Linked DNA regions of Homo sapiens: regions 1 and 3 are each linked to region 2. The links are chromatin contacts, found by Hi-C or POLR2A ChIA-PET in ENCODE. All regions are on one chromosome and are shown on one strand. Each heading gives the region's core, a stretch centred on a gene start or an enhancer-like site at or near the end of the contact. The rest is flanking DNA. Distances are from core to core; before and after follow the strand shown. Region 1 holds the start of LINC03146 (long intergenic non-protein coding RNA 3146). Region 2 overlaps LGALS9 (galectin 9). Region 3 has its middle 48 kb from the start of LINC03146.

What was found. A loop is a pair of places that touch in the nucleus more often than their neighbours do. ChIA-PET counts read pairs that join two places held with the same protein, here RNA polymerase II (POLR2A). Pooled maps may share reads with other maps.
Region 1: a loop to region 2 is called in a map of MCF 10A, with 25 times the contacts of the local background. The contact joins the promoter of LINC03146 here to the enhancer-like site in region 2. A Hi-C loop is called at or near these places in 2 of 168 maps with a recorded cell type or tissue (MCF 10A and naive thymus-derived CD4-positive, alpha-beta T cell), 3 of 37 single-sample maps with no recorded cell type and 9 of 50 pooled maps.
Region 3: a map of B cell shows a loop between it and region 2 (31-fold over the local background). The contact joins two enhancer-like sites. A Hi-C loop is called at or near these places in 1 of 168 maps with a recorded cell type or tissue (B cell), 2 of 37 single-sample maps with no recorded cell type and 6 of 50 pooled maps. POLR2A ChIA-PET finds 5 or more read pairs at or near these places in 1 of 52 experiments (WTC11).

The regions. Positions count from the first base shown.
Region 1 is chr17:27,330,802-27,333,877 of GRCh38, reverse strand. LINC03146 (long intergenic non-protein coding RNA 3146) reads right to left here and starts at 1,383. Exons shown (of 3, transcript XR_007065677.1): 1 at 451-1,383. RefSeq lists an enhancer at 783-1,332.
Region 2 is chr17:27,648,523-27,651,622 of GRCh38, reverse strand. LGALS9 (galectin 9) reads right to left here. Exons shown (of 11, transcript NM_009587.3): 11 at 2,063-2,787. The coding sequence ends at 2,641. It also overlaps the pseudogene NOS2P1. Among named protein-coding and RNA genes, the nearest start is that of LGALS9, 19 kb to the right of the region's middle. Within about 2 kb of position 1,547, at least 2 of the 41 ENCODE cell types and tissues checked have a DNase peak (open chromatin) inside an H3K27ac peak, as active enhancers do.
Region 3 is chr17:27,378,842-27,381,825 of GRCh38, reverse strand. No RefSeq gene overlaps it. Among named protein-coding and RNA genes, the nearest start is that of LINC03146, 48 kb to the right of the region's middle. Within about 2 kb of position 1,490, at least 14 of the 41 ENCODE cell types and tissues checked have a DNase peak (open chromatin) inside an H3K27ac peak, as active enhancers do.

The sequences.
Region 1 (3,076 bases), core at 134-2,633, 320 kb after region 2:
GAGCCCAGGAGTTCAAGACCAGCCTGGGCAACATAGCGAGACCTCCTCTCTACAAAAGATACAAAAATTAGCCGGGCGTAGTGGTGTGCACCTGTGGTTCCAGCTACTAGGGAGGCTAAGGTGGGAGGATGGCTTGAGCCGGGAGGCGGAGACTGCAGGGAGCCAAGATCACGCCACTGTACTCCAGCCTGGGTGACAGAGTGAGGCGCTGACTCAAAAATAAAAAACTAAAGAAAGAAAAAGAAAAACATCAAAAGGTCATCCCACATCAAAATGTCGTGTGGTGTATCAAATATCACCAAAAACAAAATCAGAAGGTAAAATTCTAAGCTTAGAAAAATATTTGCAACACATTCGACAGAACTGACATTTTTAAAGTGCTTCTGTACGTCAACAAGAGAAAAAATAGAAAATAGAAAAGCAGACCAAGGATATGAATAGGCAACTCACAAAAGGAGAAAGTCAGATGTTCACAACTATTTTTAAAATGCAGCAGACACGTGGTCTTGGAGACGCAACAAGCAGGGCCGCGGACCAGGCGTTAGGTAGGAAAGGCATTCACCCCTTCTCCAGCTGCGGGGCGGGGCCCCGGGTCCCTCTCTGGAGGGGCCTCCAGGGAGCGGAGCTCTGGGATGCCGTTTCCCCGGGGCGTCTGGGAGGGGCTGGAGAAACAAGCATTTCCTAGGGCTGAGCCCACTTGCCCTCTAGGGGGTGACGATTTCTCTCCCAGTCTTCCCCCCGACTTGGCTGGACTCCGAGGGGAGGGCGCTGGCGCTTCCAATGGCACAGCAGCTCGTGGGGAGCTCGGGCGCTGCCTCTCGGGCGGCTTCCCCAGCCCTCCTGACTCGCGGCCACCGGAGGGCGGTGCTGTCCAGGAGACGCCGGAGCTGGGCGCTCACAAAGGCCCCTTTCTCCTCCACCGAAGATGAGTCATAGCCCAGGCGGGGTCGGAAGGGCAGCCGCTCCAAGGCGACTGCAGAGCCGCGACTGCAGAGCCACGCCTCCGAGTCACCCTGGACGCCTGCGCCGGCCGCGTCTGCTTCTCCTTGGCTTGGCAGGCCACAGGGAAAACTGGGTCAGGCCGGTGGCCTAGTTCGCTGGTTCACAGCGTGAACGCCGGCAGTAGGTGACTAGGAAGGGCATCTCCACTTACTGTCTGGCTCATTCACGTGACAAATATCTGAAGAGCCCCGTGACTGACAGCCAGTTGCTAGTGCACTCCCAAGGCCCGGGTCACCTGAGTTTAGAATGTGTCATCTCAATACCCTGGGGGCTGGGCCTGCCTGGGCAGGTCGCCAAATCACTGGTCTTGTCACATCTCAGGTTCAGTTGCCCACATTGCAAAACATCCCCTGGCCCCCTGGCATTGGATTCCCTTGTGATCTAACCCTGCCCCACCCCTCTGACTGGCTCCCACCAGGTGGCCTTCACTTTGGTCCCCACCCCTGCCTGGCAATCCCCCTCCCCACATCCTGCTCCTGTGAGCCCAGGCCTGTCCTATGGCGGCCTGCAGTGACCTTCCACACCCACCCGAGCCCATTCAGTCTCCTCTCTGCTTCTGACTCTGCCCTAGGATGTCTGAGGATGTCATTTGTTTTTCCCTCCAAAATTCTTTTTGCTAATAAGAAGGACACTTTTGACACCCGGTCCAAAGGTGTAAGCTCCTGGGCCTCAGTGGAGCCAGAAGCAGCCTGTATAGGCCTGGTCTGCTCAGCTGGACAGGAGGAGATCTGGTAGGGATGGACCACTCCAGAGGAGAGGAGGTCAGCCATGGGCCTGAGCAGCATGAAGACCTCATGTGCCAGGAGGGAGGTCAGCAAGGGTGTGAGACCAAGGAGGGCACTGAGTCCAGAGTGCAGTAGCCCTTCCTCTTCTTTCTTTTCTTTTCTCTCTTTTTTTTTTTTCAGATGGAGTCTCACTCTGTAGCTTAGGCTGGAGTGCAGTGGCACAATCTTGGCTCACTGCAGCCTCCACCTCCCAGGTTCAAGCGATCCTCCTGCCTCAGCCTCCTAAGTAGGTGGAACTACAGATGCACACCACCAAGCCTTGCTAATTTTTGTATTTTTAGTAGAGATGGGGTTTCACCATGTTGACCAGGCTGGTCTCGAACTCCCAGCCTCAAGTGATCTGCCCTCTTTAGCCTCCCAAAGTGAACCACCAGGCCTGGCTCCTCTCCTTTTTTCTTTCCTTCCTCTTCTTTCCCTGCCCTCCCTTGTGGTTGCAGCCAAGGAGCTGGGCTGCAGCTGGCCCTCCCTCATGCTGAGTTTTGCTAACATAGTGCCTTCTTGTTCTCTCCCCCTCCCACCTTCCTGCCACCCCATGTGCCATTTCCCAGTGACTCTGGAGCTTCTGAGATGCCTCTGCCTGCATTATGGGTGGGCACACTGAGGCTCAGAAGAGCCAATGACTTGCCAGGAAGCACAGCCATTGGCAGGAGTGGGCAGAGTGGCAGAGGGATCAACTCTGTCTCACCCCAACTTGTGAGGACATGCCCAGAACACATGGGAAAGCAGGTGCACTGTGCTTTGCTGGGATGACAGCGTTCATAGACTTGAAGGCATCAATTTGACTTCAGCATTTAAAAAAATTTGTAATGTTTGCTGCAGAATATCCAAACAATAGAGATGTGTATAAAATAGAACCCAAACAAAAGTCCAATTCTCCCCCAACTCACTTCTCACTGTTGTAAACCAAAAATAATGGACCCCTCCTCTTGGCCAAAGGCATTCCAGGGTTACCTGAAAATCTAGTCAGGCCACGATGGAAGAGGGGGTGGGAGATGCCTCATTATACCCTCCAGCATTCACACCAACGGGGACCTTAGGTCTGATAAGAAACAATACAGTCTATTCTCCCTAAATCCTGCTACTTGGAGGCTTCGTCTGTGTGACAAAACCTAGGTCTTCACAACCTCTTATCATAACCCAGACATTCCTTTCTACCGATAATAACTCTTTCAATCAATTGCCAATCAGAAAGTTTTAAAATCTGACCTCTGGAAGCTGCACCCTACTTTGAATTGTCCTGCCCTTCCAGATCAAACCAATGTAAACCTTGCCTGTATTGATTGATGTAT
Region 2 (3,100 bases), core at 298-2,797:
TCAAGTGACCACCAGGAGGTGCTGTCACACCACTGTGTATTTAACTGCCTTGTGTACAGTTATTTATGCCTCTGTATTTAAAAAACTAACACCCAGTCTGTTCCCAACGGCCACTTGGGTCTTCCCTGTATGATTCCTTGATGGAGATATTTACATGAATTGCATTTTACTTTAATCACACTGTATGTGTGTGTGGCGGGGGAGGGGGGTTGGGGGCTGTTTTGTAGGGAATGTGGCCCTCAGTTATACAGAGTGGGGAGCTGGTGGGTGTCGCAGCCTGGACAGATCCCCCACAGAGGGACAACCCAGGCAGGCCATGGCTCCTCTGAAATGGCTGCCAGGTGTGACAGCAGAAGATGGAGCTTCGTTGCTTGTCCAAAGACCTGTGGTAGGGCAGGGGGCACAGGCCTGCCTCCCTCACAAAGGATCTGAAACGGGGTCTGGCGTGGGTGGGATTCTCACATGAGGCCAGCGCTTCTGGGAAGGCCTTGAGCTTCTTCTTAGACACTGTCTTAGCGTTTTGCTCTGGGGCCACCTGTCCCATGTGAGTTTGTCTCATACGGATGTGGTCCCTGGGAAGGCAACATGTCGAGGCAAGTGTGGGCCACAGCATCCTCGTCTGAGGGATTGGGGACCCTCCCGGGTTTGGAGCTGGCCAAGGAAGGCTTCTTAAGAGACTGAGCCCCATTTCCTTCTCCTGGTCAGAACCAAGGAAGGAGCTCAGCAGGGGACGCTGGGGTCCTAGCAACACACGGCTCCCAGCTCGGGTTTGGTGTCTGCCTCCTGGCCGCCCTAGCCGACTTCGCCCCTCTCTCTCCCCTCCCTCTTCTAGCAGCAGAGTCTCAGGTGGCAGGAGAAGGTGTAGTGTCAACCTCAGGCTCCAGAAAAGCTCTGTGCCCTGCGCGACAGCCGTGCATCTCAGCAACACAGCCAGGAGTCCGCTCCCGGACCGGGGCTTCTCAGGTTTGTGTTTTTGTTGTTGTTGTTGTTTTGTTTTGTTTTTAATTTTGAGACGGAATTTCACTCTTGTCACCCAGGCTGGAGTGCAATGGCGCATTATTGGCTCAATGCAACATCTGCCTCCTGGGTTCAAGCGATTCTCCCCCCTCAGCCTCCCGAGTAGCTGGGATTACAGGTGCCCGCCACCACACCCGGCTACTTTTTTTAAATTATTATTATTTTTAGTAGAGACGGGGTTTTGTCATGTTAGCCAGACTGGTCACAAACTCCAGACCTCAGATGATCTGCCTGTCTCGGCCTCCCAAAGTGCTGGGATTACAGGCGTGAGCCACCATGCCCAGCCGGCTTCTCAGCTTTAATGTGTGTGTCTCACCTGGGGTGTTGTGAAAACGAAGGCTCTGATCTCTCAGGTAGGTATGTGTGTGTGTCACGGGGCAGGGGGGCGGTGCGCGGGATGCCGCGTTTCCAACAAGCTCCCAGTTGCTGCTGGTGCTGCCAGCTCCGAGGACTACACTGGGGCCTGAGGAACTGGATTCTTGCTGAGCCAAGCAGGATGTGTTGGCATCACGTGGACGCGGAGCTGGGCTGTTGGGCAGTGGCCCAGTGGCTGGCAGAACCCCACACATGAACACTGAGCCACTTTTCCCACGCAAGCCCTAACCCCTAATGCCGGGGAGACCCACAATGGAACACACACCCAGACGGTGCTTCGGATCAGCTTCTCCTGACCCCCCTCCCCAAGCCACCTCCTCCCACTGGGACGCCAGGTCTGAGGAGGCAGCTCTGACCCTGCTGTGGCCCTCACAGGCTCTGCCCCAGCCCCTCTCCCATCTCGGAGGCATGGGGCTGTTTCCTGGTGTCCCCCATTACCACCCTTCCTGTGTCCGAGACTCCTGCCCAAAAGGCTAGAGCCCCAGCCTGCTTTCTCCAACACCCTCGTGGGATTTGCAAGAGACCCTCTGGGAGGAGGTGTGAGGTCAGGACCCCCTGCCCAAAGGGAGTCCATGCTTTCCCATCCCACTCCTCTCAGCAGCACCCCCGCCCGATTCCACAGACTCCAAAATGTCTCCAAATGAATTAAAGAAGCCATGGTCAACCCACATGAATGTGCCAACAAGCATTTTCATTTCTTTATTTTAAGGACACTGGGAAAGGAGCCAGTCCTCTGAAGAGAACACTCTGGTCAGGTGGTGGAGGCCAGTGGGAAGCCATCAGGCCTGCTTTCCAGGAGGGGTGAAGGGTTGGTGCACGGTGCAAGGTGAGAGTGAGGTTAAAGGTCAGAGAGGAGGGGCTGAGGAGGCCACCTCCCACCAGGAGCAGACAGCTGGTGGCTTGGGACTGGGGTGGAGCTGCGTGGGGGATGGGAGGGGACTGAGCATGGGGCTTCATCTTCACTGCCCACTCCTCCCCTCTCCCTGGCTGTGCCTGCCTCCTGGGATGGTAGGATTCCAGCAGCTGGAGCCCCAGGTGCTGCTGCGGCTGAGGAAGGCAATCCCCGTCAGCTGCCTTCTCCGTTCCAGGGTGGCTGTAGCCAGAAGCAGGACCAGACAAGGACATGGCCTCTGCATTAAAGCCCAGATCCCAGGCAGGGTTGGAAAGGCTGGGCCTGGGAAGTGGGGATGATGAGAGGACCCAGACTGCCCCACACCCCAGCCCCCGGCCCCAGGGCCAGGAAGCCGCCTATGTCTGCACATGGGTCAGCTGGATGTCGCCCCCCACTTCCAGTCTGTTGATGGTGGGCAGGTTCCTCAGGCGATGGTAGTATTCAAACAGGTGCTGACCATCCACGGCCACCTTGAGGCAGTGAGCTTCACACAAGATCCACACCTGTGCAGAGATCATGCCGTTTGCACTACACTTGGGAAGTCCTCCACCCTCACTGCAGCCTCCTCTCTCCCTCCCTCCCACCCTCCCTCCCTCCTCAGTTGTTAATAAGCCCCTCACCTGCACTCTATCCCCACTGAACGACGGCTCTTCACTAAACAGGCTGTGCGTGCTCTTTCCCCTGTACTGTTCCCTGGTCTAGAATACTGTTCCCACCCCATCAGGGACAGGAGCACTGGCCTGTGCCGTCTGTATCCCTCAGGCCCAGCACACAGGAGTGCTCTGGGCCTGGGCTCCTGCAGCATCAGTCTCCTAA
Region 3 (2,984 bases), core at 241-2,740, 270 kb after region 2:
GCTGGTGTGCAGCGGTGCAATCTCGGCTAACTGCAGCCTCCAACTCCCAGGCTCCAGCAATCCTCCCATCTCAGCTTCCCGAGTAACTGGAACTACAGGTGCTGGCCACCACGCCTGGCTAATATTTTTATTTTCATTTTTGTAGGACAGGTTCTCCCCATGTTGCCCAGGCTGGTTGAACTACTGGGCTCTAGCAATCCTCCTGCCTGGGCCTCCCAAAGTGCTGGGACCATAGGCGCAGGCCACCACGCCTGGCTCTAAATTGCCTGATTTAGAGCTGGTCTCTGTCCAGGACAGCGGCAGTCCCAGCTTGAGCATGCATGGCGCAGAACCTTTGGCTCATCAGAAGGGGGGACGGGGGAGAGGCTGGCTAGAGGATCACAGGAGAGAATGTGTCTGAGGCCCAGGCCTGATGCAGGGACCTCCTGCCGGCTGGTGAGATACGGCCTCCAAGGCGCTTTGTGGCAACACCAGGGCATGGCCTAGGTGAAGGCCAACAGGCCCTCCCCACAGGGCTGGAACAGGAAGGGAGAGAAGTGGTGACCCAAGAGGCCCCCAAGAGGCTCAACCGGGGCGGGGGAGGGCCAGAAATCACCGAGGGGCGTGGTGAGCAGAGCAGGAGCCGCTGCCGCCACCAGGGGGCGAGGGCCTAGGGAATCCTGCTCGCTGCCCTCACAGCGTCCCCTTGCGGCTGGGCGGCTGCCAGTGCTGCTGGCCACCGCCGAGGGCTAGAAGTCCCCGTTCCCATGACACTCAGAAGATGAAGGGACTGTGCGGGTGCGTGTGTGTGCATGTAAATCGGGGAGAGGAACTGGATTTAATATTTACTCCCAATCCGCAGGTTTGATGTTCCCGGCTCTCCTTAGGGACCCCCACTGGCCTCGAGCTCTTCGCAGGAAGGGTGGTATCTAGCTTGTTCACTGTGGTCCCCCAGGGTTCAGCACGCAGCCTCGAATGCTCAGGAATGAATGGATGAATGGCTGAATAAATGATGAAAGAGGACAGCTTTCAGGGACAGCCTGCCAGGTGTGGGCAGAGAAACGAACCTGAGAAGTCCGCCATCCCCCTGGCTCCCCACGTCAGGGCAAGCAACAGCTTATGATGCTACAGGCTGCTCCGTGCAGGGTGAGGAGCATCCCCGCTCTGCTACCTACAAGCTGGGTGACCTCGGGCTCTTCATTTACCCTCTCTGAGCCTTGTGACACCATCTAAAAACAGAGACCATAAGACTGTCTAGAAGGAGGTTGTTTTTCTGTTTTTTTAATTAAACATGTGAGGCGGGTGAAAGGGCATCATGTGGTCACTGCTCACTACACGGACATTTCCTTGGCCAGGCGGGGTTGGGTGGGCAGAGGGTCCCCTCCCCCAGCACCCTGACCGGCGTCCTCTTTCTGTCGCAGCGCCCTGCCAGCTCTCCAAGCCCGTCGTGCTGTGCTGTCCGCTGCCTGCTGGCCCACGGCCAGACCAAAACCAGAGACGCCGGCTCCGGCCAGCAGCAGCCACTCCCCTCTTCCTCCTTTGCATTCCCCACGCCGCCCCCTGCTCCCAGCCTCTACTCCTTTCTTTCTTTCTTCAGTGGCTTCTCCGCCTCTCTTTGTGTTCCTTCTAGAAATCGTTCCAGCCTGCTGGAGAAAAATAAAACAGAAATCTCCTCCTCATCCACCTTCTGTGATGGCAGTACTCACAGCTCCTCCTCTTGGGCCCCCTGGCCTCTGAGAGCCACCCACACCCACCCTGCGCCCAGGCCCTGCACCCGAAGCTCCCCCGGTGAGGAACATGGGCATTCAACAGAAGAAAAATACCATTGATTTTGGAAGCAGAGCTCAGGGGAGCTGGGCTGCACTCCCAGCTCTGCACAGATCTCAGATGGGAGCTGAATCTCTCTGGGCTTGGGTTTCTTTCCCCGAAAAACATGGACCACTCTAGGCTCCTGTGCTACTCCATTTGACATGACAGCAGCCCCAGCTTAATAAGGCTGGCATCCCAAGAGGACCAGCCTCTCAAACAGTGTCCTGGGCTCAGGCCCCTGATGTACCCTCCTCTTGGAAAAATATCTGATGGAGCATCCCACTGTGAGTACTCCCCTACCTCAGAGTAGGAAAAACCCCTGAGGTCTCATTTATTGACTGCTTACTGGAGGTCAGTCACCGTTCTTTGAGCTTCATGTGAAATATCTCATTTAATCTTCACCACCATTTTTTGAGGTCAATACTATTGTTTCCCCCATTTTACAGATAAGGAAACTGGAACGACCTGTCCAAGATCACATATATATCAGAGGCAGGATTTGAACACAGGTATTTTTAACTTCAAAGCCGAGGCACTTTAATCATCATCCTTTCACAGGAGAGACAATGCACAAAAGGCAATAAATAAAACTTCTTCCTAAATCTGGATGGATTTTATGCAAAGAGAAAAGTCAGAGTAAGTAGTTCTGGGACTTTTGACAAATAAGAGATGGAAGACAGATCCACATAATAAAAAGTATGTGGGGTTGGGGGCGGAGGAGACTGGTGTTGCTTAGTCCTGGGTTGGAATACCCGTTCAATTTGCTAGCTGAGTGGCCACAGGTCAGTGACGTTACCTTTCTATGACTTGGGTTGGGGGATTTCTCTTCCACGAGAACTAAGATCCTACTGAATTGACCATCCCACAGATAGAAAGTGTTGACAAAATACAAAAACAAAACAAAACGAAAAAGCAAAACAAACCCAAAACCAACGCGAGGCACTGAAGAGTGAATAAAAGCAAGTAGGCCCTGGCTGGGAGTCAACACTTGGAAGAAGGGCATGACATATGGTGAGTTATCTGTTTTTCTGGCTTTGATCTTGAAGGTGCGCTGCAGTCAGCAGAGCACACTTGGGGAACCTGCGGTCTTTCTGGCCTAAAGAATCAGAGTACAAAGTTTAGAGCAACCACAGCCACTGGAAAGTGAAGTGGGGAGTGCCATAAAGGAAAGGCTCGGAAAGGGGGTGGCTCCAGAT